Regions from separate parts of the Homo sapiens genome. Here region 1 is linked to region 2. The links are chromatin contacts, found by POLR2A ChIA-PET in ENCODE. All regions are on one chromosome and are shown on one strand. The core of a region is the stretch at or near the end of the contact, and the rest is flanking DNA. Distances in the headings are between cores, read along the strand shown.

Region 1 (4,903 bases), core at 466-2,965, 360 kb before region 2:
ACCCAGCTAATTTTTGTATTTTTAGTGAAGACAGGGTTTCACAGTATCTGGAATTCCGGACCTCAGGTGACCCGCCCGCCTCTGCCTCCCAAAGTGCCGGGATTACAGGCATGAGCCACTGCGCCTGGCCAGTAGGGGGTTGCTTCTGAAAACTTATTTTAATAATCTTGGGTAGGCCAGGCGCGGTGGCTCATGCGTGTGATCCTAGCACTTTGGGAGGCCGAGGCGTGTGGATCACCTGAGGTCAGGAGTTCAAGACCAGCCTGGCCAACATGGCGAAACCCCGTCTCTACTAAAAATACAGAAAAATTAGCCGGGCATGGTGGCGCATGCCTGTAATCCCAGTTACTCATGAGGCTGAGGCAGGAGAATCGCTAGAACCCTGGGGGTGGAGGTTGCAGTGAGCCCAGATCATGCCATTGCACTCCAGCCTGGGAGACAGAGCGAAACTCTGTTTCAAAAAATAATAATCTTGGGGGGCAGGAAACCTAAGTCATAATCCCGGCTCTTTTACTTAACCAGCCGTATGACTTGGAAAACTCGTTTCCCTTCTCTCGGCTCCAGATTCCTCATCTTGCAGCTGGGATCCAGAGCTCTCACTCCAGGAGCCCAGTCACAGCAAAAACCAAAACTGTACTTTTTTTTTTTTTTTGAGACAGGGTTTCTCATTCTGTCACCCAGGCTGGAGTGCAATGATGTGATCTCTGTCTCAGCCCACAGCAGCTTCAACCTCCCAGGCTCAAGTGATCCTCCTGCCTCAGCTACGCAGTGTATGGTATTTTGTTACAACAACCAGAATGTAGTAAGACATTTATTGAAGGATATCTTGGTTCCTTCCAAGTTTTTGGCAGTGATAAAGAAAGCTGCCATAAACGTGCACGTGCAGATTTCTTTGTGGGCAGAAGTTTTCAACCCATCTGTGTAAATACTGGGGAGCAGTGTTGCTGGTTCATATTCTAAGAGTATGTTTAGGATTATGAGAGACCACCACACTGTCCTCCAAAGTAGCTGTACCATTCTGCATTGCCAGCACCAATGAAGAAGGGTTTCTGTTGCTCCACATTTCTGCCAGCATTTGGTGGTGCCAGCATTTTGGATTTGGCATTCTAATAGGTATGTAGTGGTGTCTTGTTTTTTTTTTGTTTTTTTGAGACAGAGTCTCACTCTGTCTTCCAGGCTAGAGTGCAGTGGCATGGTCTCGGCTCACTGCAACCTCCGCCTCCTGGGTTCAAGCGATTCTCCTGCCTCAGCCTCCCGAGTAGCTGGGACTACAGGCGTGCGCCACCACGCCCAGCTAATTTTTGTATTTTTAGTAGAAACGGGGTTTCACCATGTTGGCCAGGATGATCTCGATCTCTTGACCTCGTGATCCACCTGCCTTGGCCTTCCAAAGTGCTGGGATTACAGGTGTGAGCCCCCGCGCCCGGCCAGTGGTGTCTTGTTTTAACGGACGGTTCCCTAATGACATACGGTGAACATCTTTTCCTGTGTTTATTTGCCATCTGTATTAGGGTTCTCCAGAGGGCCAGAACTAACAGGATATATGTATATATTGAAAGGGAGTATATTAGGGAGAACTGGCTGACAGGATCATCAGGCAAAGTCCCACTATAGTCCATCTGCAAGCTGAGGAAGGAAGAAGCCAGTCACGTCTCAAAGTCCAAAAGCCTCAAAAGTAGGGAAGCCAACGGCGCAGCCTTCAGTCTGTGGCGGAAGGCCTAAGAGTCCCCGACAAACCACTGGTGGAAGTTCAAGAGTCCAAAGGCCAAAGAACCTGGAGTCTAATCTCCAAAGACAGGAAGTATCCAGCACAGGAGAAAGATGAAAGCCAGAAGACTCAGCAAGCCAGCCCCTCCCACCTTCTGCGCTGACTGGATGGTGCCCACCCACACTGAGAGTGGGTCTCCCTCTCCCCGTCCACTCACTCAAGTGTCAGCCTCCCTGGCAACACCCTCACAGACACACCCAGAAACAATCCTTTTTTTTTTTTTTTTTTTTTTTTTTTTTTTTTTTTTTTTTGAGACCGAGTCTCACTCTGTCACCCAGGTTGGAGTGCAGTGGCACCATCTCGGCTCACTCCAACCTCCGCCTCCCGGGTTCAAGCAATTCTTCTGCCTCAGCCTCCCGAGTAGCTGGGACTACAGGCACGTGCCATCATGCTGGCTAATTTTTGTATTTTTAGTACAGACAGGGTTTCACCATATTGGCCAGGCTGGTCTCAAATTCCTGCCCGTCTTGGCCTCCCAAAGTGCTGGGATTACAGGTGTAAGCCACCATGCCTGGCCCCTTTTCCTATTTTTTAATCAGATTGTTTTCCTGTTAACTGAGTTTTAAGAGCCCTTTGTAAATCTTGGATAGCAGTCCTTCATGAGATAGGTCTCTTGCAAATAGTTTCTCCCAGGCTGCAGCTTTTCTCATTATATTAAAAATGTTTTTCAAAGAGCAGAGGGTTTTGTTTTGTTTTGTTTTTTGAGATGGAGTCTCGCTCTGTCGCCCAGTCTGGAGTGCAGTGGCGTGATCTTGGCTCACTGCAAGCTCCGCCTCCCGGGTTCACGCCATTCTCCTGCCTCAGCCTCCTGAGTAGCTGGGACTACAGGCACCTGCCACCACACCTGGCTAATTTTTTGTATTTTTAGTAGAGATGGGGCTTCACCGTGTTAGCCAGGATGGTCTCGATCTCCTGACCTCATGATCCGCCCGCTTCGGCCTCCCAAAGAGCTGGGATTACAGGCGTGAGCCACCACGCCTGGCCTAGCAGAGGGGTTTTTTTATTATTATTTTAATAAAGTCAAGCTTGTAAGTTTCTTTCATGGATCATGCCTTTGATGTATCAAAAAAATTATCACGGCTGGGCGTGGTGGCTCACAGCTGTCATCCCAGTATTTTGGGAAGCCGAGGTGAGTGGATCACTTGAGGCCAGGAGTTTGAGACCAGCCTGGCCAACGTGGCAAAACCCCATCTCTACTAAAAATACAAAAATTAGCCGGGCGTGGTGGCGCACACCTGTAATTCCAGCTACTCAGGAGGCTGAGGCATGAGAATCACTTGAACCCAGGAGGCAGAGGTTGCAGTGAGCCAAGATTCTGCCAGTGCACTCCAGCCTGGGCGACAGAGTGAGACTCTTGTCTCAAAAAAAAAAATTCACAAAACCCAGTCATGTAGGTTTTCTCCTATGTTATCTTCTAGGAGTTTTATAGATTTGCATTTAACATTCAGCTCTATGATCCATTTTGAGTTAATTTTTGTGAAGAGACTAAGGTCTGTGTATAGATTTGATTTATTTATTTTTGGCATGTTGATGTCCAGTTGTTCTAGCACCATTTGTGGAGAGAAGTTTGGAAGTTTGAGCATTTTTTATGATACCTTTTTTTTTTTTTTAGACGGAGTCTCACTGTCATGCAGGCTGGAGTGCAGTGGCACAGTCTCGACTCACTGCAGCCTACTCCTCCCAGGTTCAAGCAGTTCTACTGCCTCAGCCTCCCAAGTAGCTGGGATTACAGGCGTGCACCACCACACCCAGCTCCTTTTTGCATTTTTAGTAGAGACAGGGTTTCACTATATTGGCTAGGCTGGTCTCAAACTCCTGACCTCGGGATCTGCCTGCCTTGGCCTCCCAAAGTGCTGGGATTACAGGTGTGAGCCACCACGCCCAGCCTTATGATACTGTTCTATCTCTGCTCTGTGCCCACCACCACACCCAGCTAATTTTTGTATTTTTTGGTAGAGACGGGGTTTCACCATGTTGGCCAGGCTGGTCTCGAACTCCTGACCTCAGGTGATACGCCTGCCTCAGCCTCCCAAAATGCTGGGATTACAGGTGTGAGCCACTGCGCCTGGCCTTGTCTTCACTTTTGTTTTTTTGGTTTTTTTTTTGAGAGGGAGTCTTGCTCTGTCGCCCAGTCTGGAGTGCAGTGGCGCGATCTCGGCTCACTGCAAGCTCCGCCTCCCGGGTTCACGCCATTCTCCTGCCTCAGCCGCCCGAGTAGCTGGGAATACAGGCGTCCACCACCACGCCCGGCTAATTTTTTGTATTTTTAGTAGAGACGGGGTTTCACTGTGTTAGCCAGGATGGTCTCGATCTCCTGACCTTGTGATCCGCCCGCCTCTGCCTCCCAAAGTGCTGGGATTACAGGCGTGAGCCATCGTGCCCGGCCCACTTTTGAAAAACAGTTTCAGTGAGTATCGAATTCTAGGTTGACTACTTTTTTCTTTTGCTACTTTAAGAATTTTCTTACACTGCTTTCTCACATTGTTTCCAGTGAGAAATCTGGTGTCATCCTAATTTTTGTTCCTCTGTTTATAAAATCTTTTTGTTTTTCATCTGGCTGTTGTCAAGATTTTCTCTTTGTTACTGGTCTTAAGAAATTTGATTATGATGTATCTTGGTTTATCTTTGTGTTTCTTCTGCTTGGGGTGTGTTGAGTTTCTTGTATCTTTGGTTTTATAGTTTGTATCAAATTTGGGAAATTTGGGGTTATTATTTCTTTAAACACTCTCTCTGTTCCTTTCTTTCTCTCTCCTTATGGGCCTCCAGTTACACATATATTAAAATGTCCCACAGCTCACCAGTGTTCTTTTCATTAAAAAAAAATATATTCATTCCTTCTGGGGCAGGGCATGGTGGCTCATGCCTGTAATCCCAGCACTTTGGGAGGCCAAGGCAGTAGGATCACTTGAGCCCAGGAGTTTGAGACCACCCTGGGCAACATGGTGAGACCTCATCTCTACAGAAAATTTTTAAAGATTAGCCAAACATGGTGGTGTGCGCCTGTAGTCCCAGCTACTCGAGAGGCTAAAGTGGGAGGATCGCTTGAGCTGGAGAGGTTGAGGCTGCAGTGAGTCATGATCACGCCAGTGCACTCCAGCCTAGGTGACAGAGTGAGACCCTGTCTAAAAAGTAAAA
Region 2 (4,624 bases), core at 482-2,981:
AAATAACTTTCAAAGAAACACCTGTAATTATAGTTGGTTTTACTCCTTATAATTTGTTGCCTTGTTGACTTTTCTATGTTCCAAAACAGTAAGAAGAGTAGGTGCTATCAAGACAAAAAATCCGAAAACAAAAACGAGACTTCGGGGCATTTTGCTCTTCTTCCAAATGCAAGATGAAAAAAAACATGGTTAAAAACTAACTTGCTTGATTTCTTATTTTAACAAAAAAATAAAAAATTTTGTCTGATTCAAATTAACATTTTTTTTTTTTTTTGAGACTGAGTCTCACTCTGTTGCCCAGGCTGGAGTGCAATGGTGCGATCTCAGCTCACTGCAACCTTTGCCTCCCAGGTTCAAGCAGTTCTCCTGCCTCAGCCTCCTGAGTAGCTGGGATTACAGGCGTGCACCACCACGCCCAGCTAATTTTTGTATTTTTAGTAGAGATGAGGTTTCACCATGGTTGGCCAGGCTGGTCTCGAACTCCTGACCTCAGGTTATCTACCTGCCCCGGTCTCCCAAAGTGTTGGGATTACAGGCATGAGCCACTGCGCCAGGCTAAATTAACATAATTATCAAATGCAATCTGTAGACTTTTATTGGATCCTGATTTATTCTTTAAAAACCTGATAGAAATGACATTTTTGAGACAATCAGGGAAATTTGAGTACTGAATGGGTATTAGCTGGTATCAAGGAGGTACTCTTAACTTTCTTGATGTGACAGTGCTGTGGTGCTTATATTATTTTTAAAATGGTTCTTATTTGATAAAGATAGATATGTACTGAAATATTCTGAACTTAAAAAATGAGCTCATGACTGGCTGGGCACAGTGGCTCATGCCTGTAATCCCAGCACTTTGGGAGGCTGAGGTGGGTGGATCACTTGAGATCAGGAGTTTGAGACCAGCCTGGCCAACATGGTGAAACCTCATCTCTACTAAAAAATACAAAAATTAACTGGGCGTGTTGAAGGGCTCCTGTAATCCCAGCTACTTGGGAGGCTGAGGCAGGAGAACCGCTTGAACCTGGGGGTTGGAGGTTGCAATGAGATGAGATTTTGCCACTTCACTCCAGCCTGGGCGAAAGAGTGGAACTCTGTCTCAAAAGAAAAAAAAAATGGTGATGAAGGCCTGGCACAGTGGCTCATGCCTGTAATCCCAGCAGTTTGGGAGGCCGAGGCAGGTGGATCACTTGAGGCGAGGAGTTCAAGACTAGCCCAGCTAACTTGTGAAACCTCATCTTAACTAAAAATACAAACATTAGCCGGGCATGGTGGCATGCGCCTATAATCCCAGCTACTTGGGAGGCTGAGGCCGGAGAATTGCTTGAACCCAGGAGGCTGAAGTTGCAATGACCTGAGATCGTGCCACTGGACTCCAGCCCAGGTAACAGAACCAGACACCATCTCAAAAAAAAAAAAAAGAGTGAAGTGCTTTCATCTCTTCAATACGAACCCTTCAGGGCCAAGTCTGAAGCATTTTCGGGGTTACCTGTTTGATGCCTGAAATCTGCCTGAGACAGAGGAGCATTTCCTGTGAGTCAAGTGCTCGAACACTGGTGTGTGTAAGGAGCATGTTGCAATCAGCAACATCAACATGTTTCCTGAATGTGGATATGGGAGGGGAAACTGAAAGGCTAGGAAAGGCTGTTACTGCCCACACTCTGGGGTGGGAGAGAGGCAGCGACGACTCCAGCTCTTCTCCCATCTGTGGACTGCAGAACCCAAGACGGACTCTGGGAGGGCTAAGGAGCCATCATGATCCCTAAGCTGCTTTCCCTCCTCTGTTTCAGTAAGTCTCACAGGGCTATCCACTGGGACTGCAGAAAATCATGGAACTGGTGGGATAGTTGGGCTGGGGATGGAAATAATAACATCAACTTTGGCTTACTGAGCACACGGGAGGAGTGAGACGTCCTGCTGAGTGCACTGCAGACATTCCCTGGAAACGAGTGCTCTGCAAACTTCAACTCCTGTAGTTTCAACTTCGTGAGTTTTGCTGAATGCCTCCACCACCTGGCTTCATTGGCTTACCCCTTTTCTCAGGATCAACTCTGACTTTTTGTGTGTAAGTAAAAGTATTCAGAATAGAAACCTTATTTTATTTTATTTTATTTTATTTTTTTGAGACAGGGTTTTGCTCTTGTTGCCCAGGCTGTAGTGCAATGGCGTGATCTCGGCTCACCACAACCTCTGCCTCCCGGGTTCAAGCGATTCTCCTGCTTCAGCCTCCTGAGTAACTGGATTACAGGGGTGCGCCACCATGCCTGGTTAATTTTTGTATTTTTAGTAGAGACGGTGTTTCACCATGTTGGCCAGGCTGGTCTCGAACTCCCGACCTCAGGTGATCTGCCCACCTCAGTCTCTCAAAGTGCTGGGATTACAGATGTGAGCCACTGTGCCTGGCCCAGAAACCTTAATACCATAAATAAAAATTTAGTGTCAAATAGATAACTATAAAGTAAATTGAGGCCGCTGTGTAACCATCACCACTATCTACACTAAAACCTCTTTCTTTCTTCCTTCCTTCCTTCCTTTCTTTCTTTTTCTCCTTCCCTTCCTTCCTTCCTTCCTTCCTTCCTTCCTTCCTTCCTTCCTTCCTCCCTTCCTTCCTCTCTCTCTCTTTCTTTTTTTTTTTTTTGAGATGGAGTCTCGCTCTGTCGCCCAGGCTGGAGTGCAGTGGTGCGATCTCTGCTCACTGCAAGCTCCGCCTCCCGGGTTCACGCCATTCTCCTGCCTCAGCCTCCCGAGTAGCTGGGACTACAGGCGCCCGCCACCATGCCCGGCTTTTTTCGTAGGTTTCACTGTGTTAGCCAGGATGGTCTCCATCTCCTGACTTCTTGATCTGCCCGCCTCGGCCTCCCAAAGTGCTGGGATTACAGGCGTGAGCCCCCGCTTGCTTGCCTGCTTGCTTGCTTGCTTGCTTGCTTGCTTGCTTGCTTGCTTGCTTGCTTGCTTTCTTCCTTCCTTCCTTCCTTCCTTCCTTCCTTCCTTCCTTCCTTCCTTTCTTTCTCTTTCTCCTTCATTCCTTCCTTCCTCTCTCTCTTTCCCTTCCTTCCTTCCTTCCTTCCTTCCTTCCCTCCTTTTCCTTTTTTTGAGACAAAGTCTCACTCTGTACCCAGGCTGGAGTGCAGTGGTATGACCACAGCTCACTGCAGCCTCCACCTCCTGGGCTCAAGCAATTCTCCTGCCTCAGCCTCCTGGGTAGCTGAGATTACAGGTGCCCACCACACACCCGGCTGATTTTTTGTACTTTTTAGTAGAGACGGGGTTTCATCATGTTGGCCAGGCTGGTCTTGAGCTCCCTCAGGTGATCACCTCAGGTGATCTGCCCGCCTCAGCCTCAGCCTCCCAAAGTGCTGGGATTACAGGCGTGAGCCACAGTGCCCCGTGTAATTTTTAAATTTTTTGTAGAGACGGGATCTCACTATGTTACTCAGGCTGGTCTCAAACTCCTGGCCTCAAGCAGCCCTTCTGCCTTGGCCTCCCAAAGTGCTGGGATTACAGGCGTGAGCCACTGTGGTGGCTCTGCCACCTTTTTCTCCCATCCTGGCCCTCAGCAGAATACCCACCTCCATTAGGAAGGCCAACCTGCCCGACTCAGCATTAGATTCAAATGCTGATCTTTCTAAAAACACCCTCACAGACACGCCCAGAAATAATGTTTAACCAGATATCCCAGCATCCTGTGGCCTGGTCTAGCTGATAAATCAAATTAACAATCACAATTCCCAATATGAACGCTACACCCTCTAACCAATAACTCTGTATTTGCCGCGGTCCTCCCAGCCCCTGGTAACCTCCATTCTAATTTCTTTTTTTTTTTTTTTTTTCGGAGATGGAGTCTTGCTTCGTCACCCAGGCTGGAGTACAGTGGCCTAATCTCAGCTCACTGCAACCTCCGCCTCCTGGGTTCAAGCGATTCTCCTGCCTCTCCCTCCCGAGTAGCTGGGATCACTGGCGCTCACCACCATGCCTGGCTAAGTTTTTTTTTTTTTTTTTTTTTAGTAGAGACAAGGTTTCACCATGTTGACCAGGCTGGTCTCGATCTCCTGACTTTGTGATCTGCCTGTCTCGGCCTCCCAAAGTGCTGGGATTACAGGCGTGAGCCACCGTGTCCAGCCCATTCTAATTTTTATCTCTATGAATTTGCTTATTCTAGGATGTATGAGTGGAATCATAACACTTGTTCTTTTTTGCCTGACTTAGTTTACTCAGCATAATATCCTCGAGCTACATCTATATTGTAGGATATGTCAGATTTCCTTTCCTTTTTATGGCTAAAATCCCACTGTAGGCCGAGCACAGTGTCTCACACCTGTAATCCCAGCACTTTGAGAGTCTGAGGCAGGCAGATCGCTTGAGCCCAGGAGTTCGAGACTAGCCTGGGCAACATGGTGAAACCCTGTCTCTACAAAAAATACAAAAATGAGGCTGGGCATGGTGGCTCACGCCTGTAATCCCAGCACTTTTTTTGCAATGACCTGACGTAAGGAGTTCGAGAACAGCCTGGCCAATAGGGTGAAACCCCATTTCTACTAAAAATATAAAAATTAGCCATGCGTGGTGGCGGGCGCCTGTAATCCCAGCTACTTGGGAGGCTGAGGCAAGAGAATCGCTTGAACCC

The links. ChIA-PET counts read pairs that join two places held with the same protein, here RNA polymerase II (POLR2A).
Region 1: POLR2A ChIA-PET joins it to region 2 with 12 read pairs in PC-9. The contact joins the enhancer-like site here to the promoter of TARM1 in region 2. POLR2A ChIA-PET finds 5 or more read pairs at or near these places in 3 of 52 experiments (AG04450, CD8-positive, alpha-beta T cell and PC-9).

The regions. Positions count from the first base shown.
Region 1 is chr19:54,441,788-54,446,690 of GRCh38, reverse strand. LENG8-AS1 (LENG8 antisense RNA 1) reads left to right here. Exons shown (of 3, transcript NR_126418.1): 3 at 1,512-1,875. Among named protein-coding and RNA genes, the nearest start is that of LENG8-AS1, 4.8 kb to the left of the region's middle. Within about 2 kb of position 1,715, at least 2 of the 41 ENCODE cell types and tissues checked have a DNase peak (open chromatin) inside an H3K27ac peak, as active enhancers do.
Region 2 is chr19:54,078,472-54,083,095 of GRCh38, reverse strand. It overlaps TARM1 (T cell-interacting, activating receptor on myeloid cells 1), which reads left to right and starts at 1,731. Exons shown (of 5, transcript NM_001135686.3): 1 at 1,731-1,789. The coding sequence starts at 1,756.